Linked DNA regions of Homo sapiens: region 2 is linked to region 1. A link is a loop called in an ENCODE intact Hi-C map of the cell type or tissue named here. Cell type or tissue: B cell. All regions are shown on one strand. Links, peaks and the distances in the headings refer to the core of each region. The heading gives the core; the rest is flanking DNA.

Region 1 (5,385 bases), core at 155-5,154:
CCAAGTACCACATGTTCTCATTTATAAGTGGGAGCTAAATATTGAATACACATGGACAAAAATATGGGAGCAATAGTTGGGAGGGAAAGGAGCATGCATTGAAAAACTACCTACTTGGGGCTGGGTGTGGTGGCTCACACCTGTAATCCCAGCACTTTGGGAGGCCGAGGTGGTGAGATCACGTGGTCAGGAGTTCAAGACCAGCCTGGCCAACATGGCGAAACCCCGTCTCTACTAAAAATACAAAAAAAAAAAAATTAGCCAGGCATGGTGGCGCATGCCTGTAGTCAGAGCTACTCGAGAGGCTGAGGCAGGAGAATCTCTTGAACCCAGCAGGTGGAGGTTGCAGTAAGCTGAGATCACGCCACTACACTCCAGCTTGGGCAACAGAGTGTGACTTTGTCTCAAAAAAAAAAAATAAATAAAAACTACCTATTTGGTACTATGCTCACTACCAGGGAGATGGGACCATCCATACCTCAAACCTCAGCATCACACAATATAGCCATGTAACAAACCTGCACATGTACCCCCTGAATCCAAGAAACAAACAAAACAAAAAACAAACAAACAAAAAAATGCATTGTACCAAGTGAAAGAAGGGAAACTCAAAATGCTACATATTATATACCCCTTTTCTATAACATTTTTGTAAAGGCCAAATCATAGGGTCAGAAGACACGTAAGAGGAAGTGAAGGGGAGTTTTGTTAAGAAAGGGACACTGAAGGATTTTTTGAGGTTCTCATACTCTTCTATATCTTAATTGTAGTGGTGGTTACATGACTATACAGGCATATAGAAGCTCACAAAGCTATACACTAAAAATGTGACTCTGACTCTATGTAAATTATAATTTTTAAAAGCAAGAAAAAAAGTTACATGATCTGGCCCCAGTTTACCTCTTGTCTTGTGATTGTCCTCTCAGTCACTACAATCACTGGACTTCTTCACCTCCTAAAATGCCCCATGCTGTCACTGCCTCCTTCACACATACTGTTCTCTTTGTTTGAAAAGCTACACACTCTTCATCTGGTTCAATCTTACTCATTCTTAAGCTTCGAATACTGGGTTCAAGTCCAGGGTCTACCATTTACTGGTTGTATGACCTTGGGCTTATTAATTAACGTCTTTGTAGGTTTCCTCATCTGTAAAACGGAGATATTAATAGTACGTATGTTATAAGGTTTCCTTGAGGATTACAAGAGGAAATAAGTATGCCTAGCTCATAGTAACATTATATAAGTATAAGGTAGCATCATAGTTCATCAGGGAGGTCTACCCTAACTTCCTTTTTATACTATCTCCTGTTATTTTCCTTCATAAGCATCATAAAATCTGTATGAATGTATTTATCTGTGTGTTTGTTTAATATCCAGCTCCAGAGAAAGTAAAGTATTTGCTTTGTATACTATGTCCGTCTACTGTATGCTATTTTGGCATGTTTGGGCTGCTACAGCAAAAATACCACAGGTTGGTGGCTTATAAAAAAAAAGAAATATACTTCTCATAGTTCTGGAGTCTGGGAAGTCCAAGATCAAGGTACCAGCAGATTCAGTGTCTAGTGAGGGCTTGCTTCATGGTTCAGGGATGGCTGTCTTTTTGCTGTGCCCTTACATGGCAGAAGGGGACCAAGTGAGTTCTCTAGGGTCTCTTTTATAAGGGTTTTGGTCCTATTATCTAATCCTATGCAGAGCTCTTATGACCTAATTACCTCTCCAAAATCCCATCTCCAAATACAGTCACATTAGGGAATTATATTTTGACATACGTATTGGGGGTTTAGTGGGAGAGAGGGGGATAAAACATTCAGTCTATAGCATCTATCTATCTATATATACTCTATATATTCACACTATGTATGTCCCTTGCAGGGGTTCTACCCACAGACCCTGACCCAGCGATGGATGAGAGACATACACTGATGCAGATATTTTGCCTGTCTGGCTGAGGGTCTGGGCCACTCACAGACACCAAGGAGGGTGCTGTAAAGAGTCACAACTGCAGCCACAACTAGCTGGCCCTGCTGGCACTTATTCAGCACACACTAAAAAACAAAGGCTTTGAGTCTACACCACAAGAGGGTAATTAACCTGGTTGCCCTCCCCGACCCCCGACCCCCGAGACAGCCATCCTGCCCGCAAATGATCAAAGGTTAGTTTTAGGACCACATGTGTAAACAAGCTATTTAGATAAACTTCCTTACATTCCTTTGTACCTACTTTAAACTATTTACTTAAGGTAAAGATTAGGCTGCCTTCAGCCGATCTATTACTGGAGTTTAAGCAAACCCCTCCACCTTCCAAGAAGGTTTGTGTCTATTTCTTATAACTATCTTTAAAATTTTTCCCACCAGCCTGACTGAACTCCCACAGTCCCTGACACAAGGTAGGCATTTAATAAATACTAGCTAAATGAATGAATGAATGGGTAAAAGAATGGCATCCTAGAGGAGCATGTTTCTCATAACTTAATCTCTTGCTGGGATGCAAATGCCATTGTTATCCTGACTACATTCACAGAGTGAATGAATGATGAATACCGGTGCAACTTGTTGGCTCTTTTGAGTCAAAGCTCAGACTCAGCTGCTGTTGCCTCACTCCTCTGCTTCCCCCAAGCCATGCCTCACTGCTCTCCTAGTTTCACCTGTGACTGGGTAGAGAAGTCAGGCAACCTCTAACTTGCAGGCTCAGTCATCTTCAGTTCAACAAGTAGAGAGTGGGAAGCCACACACTGGCCTCAGAGGTTCAATTCTCTACTCCACCTTTACCAGAAAGCCATGCATTCTGAAAGTTCTTGAACAAGCCTCACTCAGCAAAGTCCATCCTTTGATACCCTCAGCACTCACGTGTTAGGGCAAGTTGTTTAAATACTGTATGAGGCTGTGCTCTGTGAAGGAGAAGACTTACTAAATAGAAGAGAAACTTGTCAGCCAGTGCCCCATTCGTCTCTGCTCTGGGATTGTTCCCTGAGAGAGAGGAACACGAGAAAGAAAAGTCAGTTCTTTCATTGGGTGGAAAAAAAAAAAAAAGATCACCAGACACCCAGATGGAAGAAGGACCAGAGTAGGTGGCTCAGAGGAGGCTGGCAGCTGCATGGACCATTGTGTGTCGGGACAAGGAGGCAGGGCTCTGGGCAGACACAAGTGAACAATAGACAAGAGCAACGCTAGGGGTTGGAGGGAGCAGTGGATGGGTGGGCAACGCCAGCGGTTGGGTTTTGGGGTGGGGGGCGGTGGGTGGGTGGCGGCAGTCTCCCAAAGCAGAAGGTCTTGAACGAATGCTATAAGTAGTGGTTCCGCTTCAAGGTAAGGCAGGCTACTCCTCCTCCCATAAAGGCTCTTGAGGAAACAGTGAACATTCCCAGGACTATACAATTTAGGGTACTAAGGGATTTTCTAGCTACTCATATAAATCCCCTTAAAAAACTCAGAAATATCTAGAGATGGGCACCTCTGAAATGAACTGGACTACCCATGTGAACATGTTGGGGGCAGGGGACCAGAGCTGTGGAAATGTAGGAAACATTATTGTAAATGTTAATACTTCTTCTCACCCACCAGCTGGCAAAGCTGGATGGATGTCAGTTATGCCCACTGATTGACTGAGCTGCGATCCTGTCATCGTGACCACTGCACCTCTCCATCTGGCATTTAGTCTCTGTGATTGGGATAGTTTGGGAAAGTGGCCAAAATGATCATATCCTGCTCTCCACAGTCTGCTTCAACAGCTGCATGTACACCCAGCCTATGCCCCAAAATATATGAATCTAGACAAAATAAGTTTTACTTTGGATTTGATTTAGAAGAGATAATATCAAAATGAGAACATTTTCCATGAATAAGTGAACATAATCAGGGTGCTCAATTATAAAATTCAACTGATGCTATTTAATAGAAGTCTGTTTAAAGTTATGGAAATTCTACATGGGATCATGTCTCATGATTATCATACAAAAATATAAAACCAAACTGCAGTTCACACTAATAAATGCTGGGTTAGGTAAAGACACTCCAAGGTCATGAAATTTAGCAATGTGTAAAATTTGAGAAGACTAAGATGAGACGGTGGACTTCTTTTTGTTTCTTGTAAAAAATAACTTTTATAGACCATGTCACCAAAGGAGCAATTAATAAGAAAGAACACATCATTAAACTCTGTCAGGTAATTTATATGCCACAGTGTTCATTGTTCATAACCCAGGCTCTTCTTAGTGAATCATAACATTGTCTTAATTATCACTACCATTCCCGGGTAATTGGTTTCCTTCCCTCTCATCCAGTAATGGGCTTTCAACCAAACTTTTGAACTCTTTTGCAAAGCATGTACCTTAGATTTCACATGGATTGTCATCTTAGGAGCAAATTAACTGAAGTTTTCCCTCACAATGTGGTCAGGTCATAGAGTCCCAAATGCCCGGAACAATGAAAAAAATGACTTCTACCACAATTACCACAAATTCTTCAGACACTTACCAATCCACAGCTTTTTGTTCTGGGTTTTGTAAAGAAGTAATTCAAAGTTAACATTTCTGGAATCCTTGGAGACACAGAGTCTCATGAATATGATCTATTCTGGAATTGCCTCCTTAGGCAAACAAGCTACAACCAGTTGATGCAAGTCTGACTTCATGCTGGGTTAACCTTACAGTGGGAAAAGGCATGACAGGCATGGAGTCATCCTCTGGCCTATTCTTTAAGAAAGATGCTGGTTGTTGCTATTCACACAACTACTGTGAATTATGTGCTTTATTTGGAAATGTAGACTTTTTCTTAAAAGAGTCTTTTTGGACAACTATGGTACAAGATAATTGGCTTGCCTGAATTGTGCACTTTTCAACCAGTTGTTTTAATATCATATACTGTCAGTCCAGTCAGAGAAAGAAATGAATAAATTTTGCATTAGCTAATCCTTCCTCAAAGCTGTGAGATTATCTCAATGAGTTAACTAATGCCTTTATACCAAATGGTTATATTTGAAAGGTATCTGGACAGAGAAGATGAAAACAACATAAAAAAGTGCTTCCGAGAGCTTAATGTATATACAAACTGCCTGGGGAACTTGTTAAAATGCAAATTCTGATTCAGTGGATGTGGGGTGAAGCCTGGGATGCTTCATTTCTGACAAGTTCCCAGGTGGTAATAATGCTGCCACACCAAGGCCCTAGACATGGGCCCAGTTATCCATTTAAACTAGAATTCCACATGACCTTGAGACAGGTGAGAAATGCTGGAGAGTGGTCTGGAGCACAGGTTCATAGCTGGAAATACCTGAGTTTCAATCCCAACTCAACTGCTCAACGACTGAAGTAACTTAAGACACTTAAACACTTAGAGCCTCATCTGTAACATGGGGCTCATTATACCTCCCACTCAGAGGGCTACTGTT
Region 2 (5,385 bases), core at 112-5,111, 58 kb before region 1:
GTCACCTTAAATGACATCCAATAATAACTTATCATAACTCTAAAAGAAGCACAAAGAAGAAAAAAATCCACTAAAATAAAAAAGATTTTAACAAATAACCATTTGCAGAAATTACTTGTTCTTGTTCTCTTTAAGTAGCTATCTTTAAGGGAGAGATTGTCTTTGTCTGGGTTTCTCTAAAATCTGCCTCTGAGACAAGCATTTGGGTGCCAGTATTTTATTTGGAAGGAGGTCCTGGGAAACATGTAAGACAGTTGGAAAGTTAAGCAGTGGAGACAGAAATGTTAATAAAGTATGTGTTAATAATCAAGTCACCATTAGGGCAAGTGAGACAAACCTATCAGGGTTCATCTGAGAGACTATGTGTTAGCTGGGTCCTGCAAGAAACAGGCTCCAAGACAGCATCAGATGTGCAAGAGATTTGGTAGAACAAATGCCTCTGAGGCGGAAAAGAAATGTAGCGGGTGGAGGTGGGGAGAGCGATCAGACCACAATGGAGGTGTCCCCTGTGAAAGACAAGGAGAAGTAAAGAGGATCACACAGGATGACTCTCAGACTACAGTGCAGTTCTAAGAAAAGTTCAGTCCAGCCAATAAGAAGCATGGGGCCAAAGCCATCTGCCAGAGGAGATCCACATCTCTCAGAAACGGGCTTTGCTTCAGTGTTCTAGCTGCTTTTAGTCATTGGCTAGGAGCTAATGTGTGTGAACTGTGACTTCAGCATGAATGCAGCCTTTTCCCTCAGGGGCATTTCCCACAACAAGTCTCTTACAAATGTAATCCCATGTTATCGTCTACTTCCTAAATAATCTAAATGAACACAGTGGTACTGAAAGCTGTCCAAGAAGACAGACAGTAAAATGAGGCCTCAGGACTGGCATACTCATACTCACTGGACAAAGAGGATGCCATCCTGAATGGTAACTGGGGCCTGGGTAGTCCCAGGCACAAAGTGGCAGCTCATTTACTAACAATGTCACCAATGGTGACATGGAAAAATGTCCTAGTGGAAGAGGTCACCACTGTGGGTGCAACCATTCAGGTATTTGAAAGATCTGGGGAAAAATGCCTGCAATGACAGTGGAGTTGGCTGGAGACTGCTAAATTATACTGATACCTCAAAGAGCATGAAAAACAGAAGGTTATTGACAAGTAGTAAAAGGCTAAATGTGAGAACCAGAAAGCCTTTTTGGTAGCTTACAAAGAATCACTCATCTTTAGCAGTAGAAAGCACACACAGCTGAACAGACTGAAGTTCTGATAGAGTTACAGGGATCAAAGGACATATGAATGCTAAGTTAAGGAAGATCTGTTGTTTTAAAGTTACGATCCTGGTTAGGAGAACTTTGGGACACTGAAACATGGGATAGGGACATCTGAATGAAGGTTTTGAGGGCATGGGTTCTGCAGACCTCTGCATATCCTCAGAGCCTGCAGAGGTGGTTCATTCATACCTAGCAAGAGCTAGCATTTCAATGCAGTGGAAGACACTGCAGAGGCCTCTTTTCGGCAAGGCAGCAAATGCCCTCCTCAGGAGCTTCCCCAGTCTCTTATGCTGGCTGTCAGGCAGATAACTAGGGTTAAAAGCCACCATAACCCAATAGGGAGTATGCTGAGCCTGAAACAGATGGACAGAAACTCTCTACCTAGGAATTTTCATGAATTAGCTAGCACGTGCCAGCAGAAGCAAATGCAGTATCATTGAGATTGAATTTTGAGAGTACTTGATCAAGAGAGCTGTAAAACTGCATAAACAAGAATTCATTCATATGGGGGCACTTTCTTTGGACATAGGCTTTAACATCCCAGAAAGAACCCCAGAGAATGGGATAAACTTGCTGCTAGGGTGGCTCTTAGAAGCTCAGAAAAAGTGATAGCTAATGTTGAATGAAGCAGAAGTGCCTAAGTTGCCCTGAAAGAGCACAGAGGAAGAAACAAAGAGGTTGAGGAAAGTGAGAATCCTGACATGGATATATTCTGTAAGACCAGAAGATGCACTAGAAGAGTATGCTTCACAGGAGGGTCCAGAGGACATACCTTGCATGAAGGCTGCCAGGCATGCACAGGTGAGAGGCCACCAGCATGAGTGAGAAGTTCAGTGGTGGCTATCCTCTGCAGGCTGATGGTAGTAGAGGTAATCACCGAGTTTTTAATAGCTATGGGAATGATATAGTCCCCAGATAACAAATATCCGGTACAGCACTCAACCACCAGAAGGCAGGAGCCCACAATTACCATAATGACAGGCAAGGAGGTTGACACAGAAGGAATCGTGGAAATGGTTAAAAGAGCTTAGCATCCGTGTGAGCAAGATAGACGAATAGCCAACAAAGATGCTGCTAAACATCTACGACCAAAAAGAAAAAGAAAGAAAGAACAAATTAACGGAAGAGCAGGACACTGACTGAGGGTGGTCACCCAGTAAAATGTCATGATCCTGGACCTGAGCCAATTTTCAGATCAGAAGCTCGTTTGCTGAAGAGGAGGTCAGCTTTCTAGGAGACAGGGCCCTAGGATGCCACGGCAGATATAAATTATGATGATTCTTTGAGTTTCCTCCCAAAGGGATTTATAGCTATTATTAGATGACTGTACACTGTGAAAATAGAGGTACCCAGATTTTTTTTAGGACTAATGGACAGAGGGTCTGAGTCAACATAGTTAGCTGAAGACCTAAAGCACATTATGGCCCCTGTGTTAGAAAGGGAGCTTAGGGGAGCCAGGTAATATGGAGTCCTGGCGAAAATGTGGCTCCCAGTGGACTCAATAGGTTCAGGAACCCACCTAGTGGCCGTTTCTCCAGTCCTAGAGTGTATAATTAAAACTGATATACTGGGCAGTTGGAATAACCCTGACATTGGGTCATTTGCTTGTAGGGTAAGAGCTATTACAGTGAGGAAGTATAAGTAGATACCTATGAAACTGCCCATGACCCTGGCCTAGCTAGTAAATCAAAAGCAATGTTACATCCTCTGTGGCATGGCAGAGGTTAGGGCCACCGTTAAAAAGCTGCAGGATGCAGGAGTGGTGGTAATCATCAGGTGTCCATTTAATATGCTAGTCTGGCTCCTGCAGAAACCAGATGGATCATGGAGAATGAATGACTTCACTGGCATAACCCATTCACTGAAGGCATAGCCTAGTAGTAGCCCCAGTTGCAGGTGCTGTGCCAGACATGTGTTGTAGCTAGAAAAGATTAATAAGCCTTTAAATCCCTGGTATGTAGCCATCGATTTGACATATGTGCTGTTTTCTATTCCAATTAGAAAAGAGGATCAGAAAGACTTTGCATTCATGTAGAACAGACAGCAATATTCATAAGATCTGTTGGATCATATGGCTGAAGTTGCAGGGTTTTGCCTCAGGGATATGTTAGGTCTCCTGTCTTGTGTCATGATATATTCATAAGAGATATGTATAATCTGAATATCCCATAGATAACCACTAATATACAATGTGGATGACCTCATGCTATTCACACAAGACAAGCAAAAGTGACTCATTTGCTTGAAGCCTTCTAAGACACATGAGCTGCAGAGAATGAGTAATGAACTTTATGAAGATTCAGAAAAACTGTCACTTCATTGAAGTTTTTAGGGGTGCAGGGCTAAGGGACATGACCTCCAAAGTAAAAGGCAAATCAATGCATCATCTGTCTTCTACCACAAAGAAGGGAATACAGCAGCTATCAGACCTCTTTGGAATCTGGAGTATTCCACAAACTAGCAATACTACTCCAGTTCACTTAATGAAGCTGCCAGCTTTAGGTCTAGAACAGAAAGGGGCTGTGCAGCAAGCCAAAATTGCTGAGCAAGCAGCCCTACCATTTTGGCCATACGATAGAGCAGTCTCTGTGGTGCTGGAGGTTCCCGTGATGGGAAAAGACCCAGCATGCAGCTTATGGCAGCTTCGGGGAGAGAATCACAACCTTTCCATCTACAGCAAAGGATGATGCCTTTTGAGAAACAGCATCTGTTCTATTGCCCTGGTAAAGACAGAATACTTAAGTATGGAGCATCAAGTGACCGTAGCAGTGGAACTGTCCATTATGAGGTGAATTCTGTTGGACCTCCCTAAGTCACAAAGTCAGACAAACACAGCATTTATTTATTGGAAGATGGAAGTGGTATGTTCAGGATAAAGCCTGAGCAGGATCTGTGGGCTTGAGTATCTATCTGTCTCAGCAGGTAGCCCAGACTCCCATGTCACTGCCTCAGTTGTACCAGCTCACATATATTGGGTCAAGAATGCCCCATAAAACCAGCTGACAGAGGAGGGATAAGGCCGAGCTTAGTTCACGGCAGGTTGGTACATGAGTACAAGCAGCTGCATTATAGCCACATTCAAGGGTGGTCTTGAAAGACGGTGGAGAAGGGGACAATCTTCTCAATGGGTGAAGCTGTGAGCAATGCATCTGGCCATCCACTCTGTGTGGAAGGAGAAGTGGCCTGAGGTGAAAACGCATGCAGGTTCTTAGTTCATGGTCAATGGCTTTGATGTCTGGTCAGGGGCCTGGAATGAAAAGGGCTGAAAACTAAGGACAAAGAGGTCTGGGGTACAGACTGTGGGTGGATGTATGCAGTGGGCATGAAGTGTAAAGATTTTGCTTTATATGTAAACATCTGCCAGAAAGCATCCTCCATGGAAGACATGCAGAATACCCAGTAGACAAAATGACTCAGCTAATTGACATAAGCCAGCCTTTGCTATCAGTCCCTCCAGAACTGACACTTTGTACACATGAATGGAGTGGCCAGTGGCACAAAGTTACATGTGGGCCCAACAAGTGACACTCACTTACCAAACCACTAGCTCCTTCTGCCTCTGCATATCCAACCTGCAAGCAACAGTGAGCAAGGCTGAGTCTCTGATATATCCCTACTGCTCCAAGAGACCATCTCAGTGTAAGACAACTATATTGGAGCCTTCTATTCTGAAAAGGCCAGTGCTTTGCCCTCACAGGGACAGATACATATTCCAGGTATGGATTTGCCTTTCCAGCCCACAGAACCTCAGATAGCACCACTAGCCAGGGCTTATGGAATATCTGACCCACAGACATAATCTCCGCACAGCAGAACAGCCATCTGGGAGACTCTGTCATTGCAAAGCAGATGCAGGGGTGGAGATATGAGGGCTGTATTTTCATAGCAGCCACAAGAACATAAGTTAGAATTGTCCCACTGAGGGGAGAGAAAGCTGGGTTATTAAGCACAAACACCAGTTCCTCGCTGGCTCAGTGTTGCTCCTCAGGTACCAGCTCTTAGCCTGTCCTGCCCTACTCAAACTGAGCATGATTTCATGGCTGTTTGAATGCCATCAAGCAAAGAGACATAGGAAGATATCCACAGGCCTGGGAACTGTCTGCCTGTGACCTCCAGAGTAG

Evidence for each region. A loop is a pair of places that touch in the nucleus more often than their neighbours do. Peaks named below come from ENCODE experiments on the same cell type or tissue, not always from the same donor. Only the 100,000 strongest peaks of a DNase experiment are listed, where the experiment ranks them.
Region 2: a loop joins it to region 1, with 1.9 times the contacts of the local background. A loop is called at or near these places in 2 of 110 quality-filtered maps.

The regions. Positions count from the first base shown.
Region 1 is chr11:95,484,883-95,490,267 of GRCh38, reverse strand. No RefSeq gene overlaps it. Among named protein-coding and RNA genes, the nearest start is that of SESN3, 260 kb to the right of the region's middle. In B cell, for the core only: no CTCF peak of the experiment used is centred there; a DNase peak (open chromatin) is centred at 2,637.
Region 2 is chr11:95,542,716-95,548,100 of GRCh38, reverse strand. No RefSeq gene overlaps it. Among named protein-coding and RNA genes, the nearest start is that of FAM76B, 240 kb to the left of the region's middle. RefSeq lists an enhancer at 4,922-5,216. In B cell, for the core only: no CTCF peak of the experiment used is centred there; no DNase peak of the experiment used is centred there.